Linked DNA regions of Homo sapiens: all the other regions are linked to region 3. Evidence: chromatin contacts called from ENCODE Hi-C or POLR2A ChIA-PET data. All regions are on one chromosome and are shown on one strand. Each heading gives the region's core, a stretch centred on a gene start or an enhancer-like site at or near the end of the contact. The rest is flanking DNA. Distances are from core to core; before and after follow the strand shown. Region 1 has its middle 75 kb from the start of POMGNT2. Region 2 overlaps LOC124909489 (a long non-coding RNA gene). Region 3 holds the start of ANO10 (anoctamin 10).

Region 1 (4,022 bases), core at 1,388-3,887, 440 kb after region 3:
AGGGTAACCTTGGACTCTGAGAAATTCTTCCATGTTTTTCCTAATATGCATCTCATGAGCTGCCGCATTTCCTTCTCTCGCACAATTTCAGGGATTGCAAGCAGGTTTTGCACTCCAGTTGCCAGTGACTGAAGTAATATGCTGGGAATCTTAGGTCAAGTGTGTGTGCCTGTCTGTGGCTGTTAATGTTCCAGTGAGCCCCCGGAGCCAGCCCAGTGCCTTCCCAGGACAGGAGATGACCTTCTCTCCGGGGATGACCATGAAGCTCCTGGAGCATTGGGTGCAGGAACAGGGCAGGTATCAAGTACAGAGGCCCAGATTGTCGCTTTGCAAGCAGGCTGTGTTAGGCTCTAGCTGTCTCTCACTCATTCCCACAGTCTATATATTCCCTTTGTTTCCCCAATTTTCTTCTTTCTCCTTGCCTTTCTCCTCTTCCTTAACTTATCTGTCTCTCTGTCTCCTGTGCTTTCATGTCCTCTTTCCTCCTAGAAGCCCAGCCCCCTTGGTTTCCTCTTGTCCCTCTCAGGGACAAGAGTCTAAAAAGACAATATGTCCAGGCACAGTGGCTCAAGCCTGTAATCCTAGCAGTGTGGGAGGCAGAGGCAGGTGGATCGCCTGAGGTAAGGAGTTCGAGACCAGCCTGACCAATATGGTGAAACCCCATCTCTACTAAAAATACAAAAGTTAGCTGGGTGTGGTGATGTGCGCCTGTAGTCCCAGCCACTTGGGAGGCTGAGACAGGAGAATTGCTTGAACCTGGAAGGCAGAGGTTGCAGTGAGCAGAGATTGTGACACTGCACTCCAGGCTGGGTGACAAGGCGAGACTCCTTCTCAAAAAAAAAAAAAAAAATTAAAATTAAAAAATAAATAAATGAAAATAAAAAGAATATAACCCATAGGTTATTGTCCCTGGGTTTGTCCCTGATAGAAGCCCAGCCTTGGCCAGTGCCCTATCACATATTATCTATTATACGAGCAGCGCCATTGCTATCGCGAAGGGATCTGTCATAGAAAATGCAGAGACTTTGAACCCCAGACTCAAGGTTGAATCTTCCTCCGCCGTGTGGCTTGGAGCAACTTGTTTCACTTTAATGCGCTTCAGTGACCTCTCTATAAAATGCATAATCATCATCATTAGTTCCCGTAGAGAGTGCATGAGATGACAGGTGCAAGGACCAGCCCAGGGAGGTGCCTCGGTCACAGGGAGTGACTTTCCTAGGAGTCTCCTCACACGTGTCACTCTGCCTGGGGCCAGCTTTCCTGGGGGACAGGTGAAAAGCCAGGCCAAAAACACAGGAATGTTTCTGCTGGAATGTGTCCCTTCCTGCCCTCAAGATCCCATCTCCTCTTCTAGCTTTGTTCTCACTTTTCAGTTCCCTTAACGTGACATCTCTGGTCACTCCACACTGGGCCACCAACGGGAACTGTGAATGATAGAAAAGACCCATCCCGGGGAGTCATGAGTGAGCATGGTCCAGCTTCCCAGATCCTGCCCCCAAGGCTGCGGTTTAATCACCAAACCATCTGAGCAGGTGTTACACGTAATTCGGGCCAGGTGTGGTTTAGGGAGGAGGTGTGGAATGACTCAGATAATAGATTTTGAAGTCAGGGTTATGTGAGTACAAACCCTGACACGTGTCTCCAAACCCTGTGACCTTAGGCAAAGTTACTGATCCCCTCCGAGACTTGGTGCCCTAACTGTAAACTTTGGTGATGACCCCTTTCTTAAGGGATTATAGGAAGCATTAGAGGTCATCTGTGGAAACCCTCTGACACACAGAAGGTGTGCAATCAATCCTCCCTCCCCCATGTTCTCCACAGCCAGAACAAGGAAGAATCGCACATGCTTGCATGGTGCTCAGTGTGCCCCGAACTGTTCAAGCGCCTTGCCTGTATTGTCTCATTTTATCCCATCACAACCCCATAAGGTCACTTATGTTATTATCACACTCATCTTACAGATAAGAAAACAGAGGGATGGAGAAGTTAAGTAACTTATTCAAGGTCACCTAGCATGCCAGAGCTGGGAGTGACAGTGGCTGTAATTGGTGGGCATTTGAGCTCGACTTGCATGGGAAGCTTTGGTGGAGGGTTGGGGGATCCTACGCCCTAAAGGGCACACAGGGCTATAGAACTCCCACGACCCCCTTGCAGATGCTGCCCATGGGGTATGCAGAAGAGTCACATGAGCCCAACTATCTAAGGACTTTGTCTGCAGGGGCTGCTGGATTTGTGGCCACCAACTTCTGCTGGACCTGTCTTTTGCTGCATTTGCTCGGCCACAGTTTCTCAGGACGGTCCCCTTTTCTCTGGAGCTCTTTCCAGCAAGTTTATTAAAAAGAGGGACCAGGTGAGCAGAAACAGATTGGATGTCAGAGACCAGGAGACTTCTGGCCACAGAGCCTGAACCATTTACTCTGTTACCTGAGATTATTTTTTCAAATGTCAAAGGCCTAATTTAGGATGACCCAGATGTTCACCAGTGCTCCAATTAATAAAGAAAAATGTATTTAAAAAGCCAACTGCAGAAGCAAACACATTTTGCTTTCGCAATTCTGTTGGGCTGCACCCTGGCCTTGACCTTAAAATAGCTCAGTTTACGTGCTGACAGCATATACATACACAGTCAGGATTTCCTGTGTCTCCACCTCACCATTTCCTCTCTGCCTCGGAGCTGGTCCCCTTCATTCCTCTTCCTCTCCCTCCCCACAACTTGTTTAGGTCCGTGAATAAATGTATAGGAATGTTCTGAGAAGCAGGAACATTTAGACTCCAGCCAGACAGGAGTTCAAATTCCACCTCAACCATTTCCCAGCTATGCAAGCATGAGCAGTTCACCTCTCTGAGTGTCAGATTTTCACTGGAAATTGTGAGAATACATGAAAATGATTTATCCCAGAGCCTAGCACAAGGTAAAAGAGCAATAATTGGAAGAGACAGGGAAAAGCCTTTCACCAAAAGCTAAGTGTGAGTTGGAGGCAGGGTGCGGCCTAGGGGGCCCCTGGCTGGCTTTTGGAGGACCTGCATGCCATTTGTCTCCCTCCACGGCTTCTGCCCCAGACATGGATTCATCCTGCTCTCATTTCTGCCTCTGAGATGGGTGGGCCCCATCTCTCCACAGAGCCATCTGCGACTCCCTCCTACCGAAGTAAAATGGACTTTTCCTACGTGTCTGCCCAGGACTCAGCCAGACTGATGAACTGAGCTTGGGGAACATTTGAACAGATTGAGGTGATGTTTTTACCAAGGCCCAGGAGCGATGCTTCAGGCAGCTCCAGCTGTCCGCTCGGCCTGTATTTCCCAAATATTTTGGACCAGGAGTGCCAAAAGCAAGCCCCTGGTCCAAGACACTTGGGAAATATTGGCCATGAACTATTCTGGCCATTTAGGAAATACTGGCTGTAAACTATGCTTAACACCAAAGGAGGACCAATGGTAGCCACTTGGGCAACAGTAGACAGAACCATAGAGGAAGATCTTTGCCTTGAACTTGAAGTCACACTGCTCAGGTAACTGTTCTGCCAATCTGTGCATCTGTGACCTCTACCTTCCCATTGCAATCAGGAGCCAAGGTCCAAAGATCACGGTTAGACCCCACTCTGCTTGTGACTCATGCATGACACAGGGCAGGCCATTACCCTACCGTTCTGGATGAAGGCAATAATCGTGTTTGACCTCTCCCTGCCTCGTAATGCTGACTCGGAGGATTAATGAGGAAATGAGAGCTAAGCTTTGTGAATGCCAGCCTTGTTCTCACGCTGGCTCCTCTGATTATTCCACAAAGCCAATGAGAAATAGCAAAGGTCAAAATTCTCTGTGAGGTTGAATATTCATGTTGCAGGAGGCGCCTCTCCAGGTATGGTTCTGCGCTCATGATCTGTGTGTCTCTGGTGCCAGGCCCCAGGGGGCACACTTACAAAAGGTGTACGGGGTGACGGTGGTGGTGGCATGGGTGTGGCATCTCCAGGTGCAGGCCACATGCCTGGGGTGTTTCACATGGCAAGTCAGCCACAGAAATGGGT
Region 2 (4,008 bases), core at 561-3,060, 420 kb before region 3:
TAACGTGTTAAAATTTTAAGAATAAGATTGGCTTCTAAAAATATCATTGCCAAGTCTACCCATATAATCACATCCCTTGCATTCCGACGAGCCTGCTGGAGTGGGAAAGGGGGTGAATTTTGGTGACTGCCAGGGAACTGCTCATGGTGGGCAGCCTACTTTGTCTATGCCATGGCCCTTAGTGGTTCCCATTAATCGTGTCCTATTAATACTGGTGGCAGTTACTAAGTACCTTCATGCTTTATTTTCATATCCAAGATGTTTGTTCTTAGTTTTGTTGGAATCAAAGGATACCCATGGAAGTTTATTTCACATGTCAATATTACCTAGTGCCTATGTCTGTGGTGGGGGTAGAGGGACAAGAATTTTCTCTGAAGCAGTCAGAATTCTTTTGATGGAGAACTTGGAACTGGAAGAAGTAGGTCATTGCTTGGCACAGCTGGTTACAGCTCAGCCTGGGGATCCTAAGGTCCCACCTGGCTGGGAGGACTTCCAGGTTCAGGTCAAGTCTATGCATCTTTCAAAGCCTTCTCCTCTCAATATGGTTTTCTCAGGTGTTTTTAGTACAGAAAGGAGAAGGCACTCCTGGTCTACCTGAATCATGGTGCATGTGGAGGCTGTAGTTCTGCCTGCAAAGCAGTTGGGTTTTTGGATTTACAAAGCAAGTGCAAGCAACAAGGGCAGACTTTCCAGGGGCTGAGTCTCAGAACTAAGAGGTCGAACCACCGAAAATGACCTTCACAATCATGAATCTATTGTCTTATTCTCACCCTTTGACAAGGAAAAATACACAGTGAAAAAAACTGGATTATAAAACACTGTTCAACATAATCATAATTTAGTAAACCAAAAATGTATGCAAATACTTATAGAAAGAATACTGAAACAGCAAAATATTAATGGTGGTCCCTTTGACTTTCTCCCTCTGCCATTTTTGGATATAGAATGATAACACTAGCTGTGTTGTACCCCCTTCAGGAAGTTCTTCACTCTATTATGCACATACAGAGGCTAACAATATACGGAAAATGTTACATCTCACACCCTTAGACTTCTGCAGGAAATAACCCAAGGGCTACCAAGTTCACACCAACATACCATACAATGCTGCAAGGAAGATTATCATACTTGATTGTAAAATTGATACTTAGTTTGAAGCCCTCTTAACATTTTCATCCATTCCACCAAAAATTAATCTTCTCTGTTCTATATTAATGGTGACTGGCTAACAAAGGAATCTCTACAATTGATTATAAAATTGATACTTAGTTTGAAACCTCTTAATATTTTCATCCATTCCACCAAAAATTAATCTTTTCTGTTCTATATTAATGGTGACTGGCTAACAAAGGAGTCTCTAAACTTGTTTGAGCACATGACCTCAATGGTAAAAGAGACTAATCATAACACAGACTTACGCATATTTATTCATAAAGTGGGTGCATGTATACTTACATGTTAAGTCCATTATCAAATGTATGAGAATGGAACTGTTCTAGTCCAATGGTCTGTATTTTTCCTGTACCACACTGGGTTATCTTGTGTGTGCCTGACTTTGGAGATCTAGAGTTTAAACACCAGAGAGAAAAAAGTGGCCAGCATAATATGGCTGATGTTAATTTGCTACCTGGGAGGCTTCCTGGGCAGGGATCCAGAAATCTCCACCATTCACCCCCTCGCATGCATAAGGGCTCCACCAGCCAGCACCTTGGAAACCCCCAACCAGATGTGTACAGTGGACTCAACCATCTGCACCTGGCAGGTCACCAGCAGGAACTCATTCTTTCCTGGGCTGAAAGTCCCTTCCCACAGAGAGGCTCAGGGTGGCTGTGACTGGGGACTTCACAGTTGGCTGAGGGCCAAGGAACCTCTGCGAATGAAGCACTTCCCTATTTTTTCATATGGTTTGTCTAGAAGATGACTAAATAGAAAAGCTTTGGTGATTCTTCTTTTTCTGCTCAGCACTCAAATATAAACAGTGGTCAGAGTAATAATAATCATAGGTTTTGGAATGTTTTCATAAAAATTTGATGTCAATTAGGACATTCAGGAAAGCTAAAAACACCTCGGTGTAATGCCACATCCAGATTTGCCTTTAAAATCGTGAATAAAAAATGCTGAGAATCTGCATGGTTTTCTAGTTCCTCCAAACAAGTTCTGAGTGACAGGGGATAGCTCATTAAGTTCAATTCTGGGGAGATTAGAAGTTTAAAAAATAATCAACCCTAAACTAATGTGACTCCAAAACCAAGTCTCATAAAATGTCTGTTAACCTTCAATTCCATCTTTGCCAAGTAGAAGCTCTAAGAGTGTCTGGGGTTCCCAGCACCTCATCTAACATCCAGTGCTAGCAGAAAGCAAGAACACAGTCCCTCTGCTGAAGAATGAATGAGCAAACGAATGATCACTTGATAGCCTGGAGTTCATTATTGAGGTACAGACGTAAGCCTATATGTTCTAGTGGTTTGTTTTAGAGGCTTTATTTATTTATTTATTTTTACTAGATGCTGGAAAGACAGATGAAAGTAATGATGCCTTCTAACTTCAAAGAGCTCACAGACCAGTGAGAAAAAAAGAAGGTGAGCAGAGAACATCAACCTAGGGTGCTCTCACGAGGGTCTGAACACGTTGCAGGAGGTTGTGGAGGAATGCTTAACATGGGTGCAGAAAGGTTTCGGTGGGGGCCTGGCCCTTGGGGCCAGGTAGTGATGGGTGAGGGAACTGGTCAGCCTGTGCAGCTGGGGCTGGAGGGCCATTCCCAGCACAGCAATCAGCTCGTGGGGTGCACAGAAGCACAGTGTGACTGGGAAGGGTGACAAGTCCAAAGTGCTTAGGCCCAAAGGAAAAGGTTGCCTGCCTGGGAAGCACCACGCAAGCTAAGGCATTTTCATTCTACCCTGCAGGCAGTGAGGAAACTAGAGGTGGTTTTAAGTAGGACACAGAGTCTCCTTCCTTACTTTTTTTTTTTTTTGAGATGGAGTCTCGCTCTGTCGCCCAGGCTGGAGTGCAGTGGCCAGATCTCAGGTCACTGCAAGCTCCGCCTCCTGGGTTCACGCCGTTCTCCTGCCTCAGCCTCCAGAGCAGCTGGGACTACAGGTACCCACCACCACGCCCAGCTAATTTTTTGTATTTTTAGTAGAGACGGGGTTTCAGTAGAGACGGGGCTTCACCGTGTTAGCCAGGATGGTCTCAATCTCCTGACCTAACAGGTGATCCGCCCACCTTGGCCTCCCAAAGTGTTGGGATTACAGGCGTGAGCCACTGCTCCTGGCCTCCTTCCTTACTTTTTTAAAGCATGACTGGATTTGAAAAGAAAAAAAAAGATTACCAATGTGAAAAAAGAAAATACCCAAAAATAATGTATCTGCTAAGATAGGTTAAAATATAATCTTTGTTCTTCTATATGAAGATATCAAATTCTAAATCATTAATAATGGGGCAGAATCACCTTTTAATTGATCAGAATTAATCCAGTGCTGAGCACAGCTATCTGGACATGGTGCACACTCTGTGGACATCTGTTATAGTGAACAATATGAGTTTAAGCTTTGGAGAGAACCAAGTTAAAGGGGTCTCACTTTTTATGGGTATCATAACTGAACACTACCTTGAGAAACTGACTACAGATGTCTAGAAATGTGTGCTGGATAATGTTTCAATGGAAACCACTGTATACAAAGAATGACTTTGATTTCTCAAGAAGAATATATGAAAACATAAAGCAACAAGTCCTATTATGTTAAAACCAGGAAAATAACAGCACCGTGCATGCTCATGAAATACCACAAAAACGACTTCTCTGGTTTCCCCTGTCCTTATAGCCATTAAGGAAAAGGCAGCATATTCCTCAGAGTTTCTGGCCCAGAAACCCACGCCTATTGGTTGGAATGACCTGCCATCTGCCATTCTGAGTGGCATGCTTCGGTGACACTAAGAAGGGAGGTTTGCATGTTGGCTACAGGGTGGTGAGGTTTATGGGTTGGAAATTACTGGAATTCTCTGCATGTT
Region 3 (4,108 bases), core at 1,607-4,106:
CCAGAAATAAACATTGCATAAGTTTTAAATTGTGTGCCATTCTGAGTATCGTGATGAAATCTCCGCCTGTCCTACTCCATCCCTCCTGCGATGTGAATCATCTCTTTGTCTGGTGTGTCCATACTGTAGGTCCTTGTATTAGTCCATTCTCATATTGCTATAAAGAAATAACTGAGACTGGGTAATTTATAAAGCAAAGAGGTTTAATTGGCTCTGGTTTTTCAGGCTGTACAGGAAGCATGATGCTGGCATCTGCTTGGCTTCTGGGAAGGCCTCAGGAAACTTAAAATCATGGCAGACAGCAAAGGGGGAGCAGGCATATCACATGGCGAGAGCAGGAGCAACAGAGAGAGAGCAAGATGCCACACACTTTTAAACAGCCAGATCTTGTGAAAAGTCTCTCACTATTTCGAGGACAGCACCAAGGGGATGGTGCTAAACCATTCATGAGAAATCTACCCCCATGATCCAATCACCTTGCACCAGGCCCCACCCCCAATACTGGAGATTACAATTCAGCATGAGATTTAAGTGAGGACACAGATCCAAACTATATCAATGCTACATACCTTTTGGTCACTTAGCAGCCATCTAGGCTATCAGGTCGAAAAAACATAATATATACAGGGTTCAGTACTATCTGTGGTTTCAGGCATCCAGTGGGGGTATTGAAATGTGGCTAAGGGGGACTACTATATAGGGATCTATGTCATTAACTCAGGTTTGCCATTTATGCTGTCCAACAATTTGCTATACTTAACAGAAAGTTTTAATTTGTTAATTGTGGAGATGAAATAAGATTATACAAGAGAAAATGACTTTTATATTTCCATTCATTTTTCTTCCTAATTCCTCCAGCCACATAAATATAAGAAAATGAAATTATATGGAGGATGGCCGTGCGTTCTAGGATGAGAAGATAAGAAGAGTACAATTTAAAAACAAAAGTCTAAGGAGTAATTCATGTCTAAACTTATTGAAGTTCATAAATAATTTGTCCTGATTTTCAGAAGAAAGAGAGAACTTCTGAACATAACCACACAGGACCTACAAAAAGATAGCTGCACAAAAACTGGTTAATAATGTTGTGAGCTGCCATGATAGCATCGGAGGACTAGAAAGAATGACAAACTGCTCCTACCAAGTAACGAGTCTTCTGCTCCTTTCTTTTAGTTTCCCTGCCTCCTGCCTGGAACCTGGAAGACCCAGAGAAGGGTGGGGAGTAAAGAACAGACCAGCCTTCTCCGCACTGCAGTTTGTTGAGGCATTGATCTGGCCAAAGCTGGATGTATGGAGGCAGAAAGTGTTCATTCATTTTTTAAATTTTTCATTTCAGAATTATTGCTTGTCTGCTATGGACCTAACACTGTTCTAAACATTGGGGCTGGTAATCCTCCATTATCTGTGGGAGATACATTCCAAGATCCACAGTGGATGCTTGAAACTGAGGATAGTATAAAACTCTATGTATACTATGTTTTTTCCTACACATACATACATACTATGATAAAGTTTCATTTATAAATTAGGTACAGTAAGGGATTAACAACAATGAATAATAATAAAATAGAACAATTATAAAAATAGACTGTAATAAAAGGTGAATATGGTCTCTCTCTCTCTCTCCAAATATCTTATTGTTCTGGCCTCACCTATTTTCAGACTGTGGTAGACCCTGGGTAACTAAAAACACTTAAAGCCGGCAGGGCGCGGTGGCTCACGCCTGTAATCCCAGCACTTTGGGAAACCGAGGCAGGCGGATCACCTGAGGTCAGGAGTTCTAGACCAGCCTGGCCAACATAGTGAAACCCTGTCTCTACAAAAAATACAAAAATTAGCTGGGCATGATGGTGCGCGCCTGTAATCCCAGCTACTCAGGAGGCTGAGGCAGGAGAATCGCTTGAACCCGGGAGGCGGAGGTTGCAGTGAGCCGAGACTGCGCCACTGCACTCCAGCCTGGGTGACATTGCGAGGCTCTATCTCAAAACAACAACAACAAAAAGTCAAAAAGTGTGGTGGACAGAAGAAATAGGAGAGCAGGTAAGGAAATGGTGGGGTGAGGAGCAGATGAGAACAGGTATTAAGTAGGATGGTCAGAAAGGGCCTCAGGGAGAAAGTGAGAGCCCAGCAAACACTGAGGGAGGTGAGGAAGTGAGCCAAGCAGCCAACCGAGGGAAGAGCTTTCTGGGCAGAAGGAATGGCTGGGGCAGACTCTGAGCCTGGAGGTGGAAAGGTGTCTGGCGATTTCTAGGAGGAGCAAGGGTTTTGGGATTTGGCTGTGGTTGGATGTTAGGTTTTAATTATAAAAGGATCTGCGTTTTTCACAACTTGAAAGTGAGCTACAGTTAAAATGAGACTTGTTCTTATACCTGAAAGTGACCAGAAAATTAGGTTCTGGTCTTTAAGAGATGGAAGAGGGAAATGTGAAGGGGCGTATTCCTTTCCCCTGCCCCGACCGCTCGCGGTTGGAGAGCCCAGCCACATGCCGCCCCGGCTCGGAGTGACAGCCCAACCAGGCCTCTGCCTTCTCGGCCGCGCCTCTCCCGCTGCCGTCCGGATTTCGATGGGTGGTACAGTACGTTAGGCACGCCCCTCCCTTTCTCCCGGCCTGGTCTCCTGTTCCAGGCGACAGCCCAATGAGGGCTGCCTTTTTTTCTTCGGACCGGTTCCAGTCTAGGTTCTCGTCCACTACGATCGCCCAGTGAGGCCCCGCCCCTCCCACCGCAGTTCCGCCCCTCCCGGAGCTACCGCCCAGTGAGGCCCCGCCTCTCCCGCCGCGGCCCCGCCCCCCTGCGTGTGACCGCATCTAGGCCCCGCCGCGTCCGCCACGCCCAGCGCTCGGCGGCGCCCGCCCCACTGGCCTGGCCCGCCCCCCGCACCGAGCACTCTTTCGCCCGGCCTCCGGTTCTCGCCGGCTCTCGGACCCGCCTCCGAAGACGTGGAGCGCTGCGGCGGCTGGTGAGTCGGGGAGGGCACCTCGGACCCCCCAGCTGTCCGCAGCAGAGCCCGGCCCCTTGCAGCCACAGAGCCCCGGCCGCTGCAGGCTCCAGGAGCTCCGCCTGGTCGCCGCCCTGCGTTCCCGGGCCGCCTCCCGGTGCCAGCACCCCTGGGGATGGGAAGTGGGACCAGGATGGGCGCGGGGGCTGTGGGGGCAGGGACGAGTGAAGGTGTTGCGGGGAGCGGCGGTCGCAGGGGAGGGGAGAGGTTTGTGGAGGGGATTATGGGTCTGGGGCGAGGGTTTGAGTCCTGAGAGAAAGGCGGTGAGGCGGAAATTTGGGGCTGGTGAAGTCAGGATGGAGGATGTTGGGGGCCTCAGCGCTTTGGGGAAGGAGGCAGTGAGTGGGGTGGTCGGCGGAGCGGAGTGAAGGGTGGTTTTTAGAAGGGTCAGCTCGCGGGTCCCGGGGTTCTTGCTTCCCGGGCAGTCCGGGGATCAGGGCGGACTAGGCTGTCTCCAAGCAGGTTTGGCCGGAGCGGGCTTGCAGGATAATGCTCACATCGAGGTGACTGAGTTTCCAGGCTTTTGACTGGGACATACTGTACAGTTTAAATAATAGATACCTGTCTGGCTAGTGCCTGGGACACCTGAGAAACGTGGATGGAATGGGGTTCTCCCCTATAGGCAGCGTCTGATTTTGTGGGTGCCTTCACAGCACCAGCATTGGTGTGCGCTGCCTTCTGTAAAACCTTATATTCCAGCAGGACGGTGTATGGAGATCCCAGACTTAAAAAGTGCAGCTGAGGTTTATTCAGACTCAAGACACAGTTGTATCATATTGCCTTAAATCCTGCGGAGTTTAAATCTAATCCTGTGGGGTTTAAAGCGGTTAAATCCACTTTGTAGTGTCTACTTTTAATTTAAAGTCATACAAATCTAGAGGACTAGATGTTTTCTAAGGGCCCATTCTGCATGATAAACAGTTTAAAATTCGCTATGGAAAGTAAATCATCTGTTCTGAACAGCTGTTGCTGAAAGAATCGTAGAGTTGCAGATGAATGAAATTTGAAAGATCTAAAATAATGGAAGGGCATAGAAAAGTCTTGATAAATTGAAGTGTGTAAATGCACTTAAACCCACTGAAACTTTTTTCTTTTTGTTTTTTTTGAGACG

Evidence for each region. A loop is a pair of places that touch in the nucleus more often than their neighbours do. ChIA-PET counts read pairs that join two places held with the same protein, here RNA polymerase II (POLR2A). Pooled maps may share reads with other maps.
Region 1: a map of endothelial cell of umbilical vein shows a loop between it and region 3 (2.0-fold over the local background). The contact joins the enhancer-like site here to the promoter of ANO10 in region 3. A Hi-C loop is called at or near these places in 1 of 168 maps with a recorded cell type or tissue (endothelial cell of umbilical vein), 2 of 37 single-sample maps with no recorded cell type and 7 of 50 pooled maps.
Region 2: a map of B cell shows a loop between it and region 3 (5-fold over the local background). The contact joins the enhancer-like site here to the promoter of ANO10 in region 3. A Hi-C loop is called at or near these places in 1 of 168 maps with a recorded cell type or tissue (B cell), 5 of 37 single-sample maps with no recorded cell type and 4 of 50 pooled maps. POLR2A ChIA-PET finds 5 or more read pairs at or near these places in 1 of 52 experiments (PC-9).

What each region holds. Positions count from the first base shown.
Region 1 is chr3:43,178,851-43,182,872 of GRCh38, reverse strand. No RefSeq gene overlaps it. Among named protein-coding and RNA genes, the nearest start is that of POMGNT2, 75 kb to the right of the region's middle. RefSeq lists enhancers at 1,014-1,063, 2,696-2,755, 3,462-3,756, 3,522-3,816. Within about 2 kb of position 2,637, at least 16 of the 41 ENCODE cell types and tissues checked have a DNase peak (open chromatin) inside an H3K27ac peak, as active enhancers do; they include endothelial cell of umbilical vein, where a contact is called at or near this core.
Region 2 is chr3:44,043,838-44,047,845 of GRCh38, reverse strand. All of the region lies in intron 2 of LOC124909489 (a long non-coding RNA gene), which reads right to left. Among named protein-coding and RNA genes, the nearest start is that of MIR138-1, 68 kb to the left of the region's middle. RefSeq lists an enhancer at 1,624-1,863. Within about 2 kb of position 1,810, at least 5 of the 41 ENCODE cell types and tissues checked have a DNase peak (open chromatin) inside an H3K27ac peak, as active enhancers do; they include PC-9, where a contact is called at or near this core.
Region 3 is chr3:43,620,759-43,624,866 of GRCh38, reverse strand. ANO10 (anoctamin 10) reads left to right here and starts at 2,856. Exons shown (of 13, transcript NM_018075.5): 1 at 2,856-2,958. RefSeq lists enhancers at 1,282-1,934, 1,935-2,587 and a silencer at 2,643-3,142.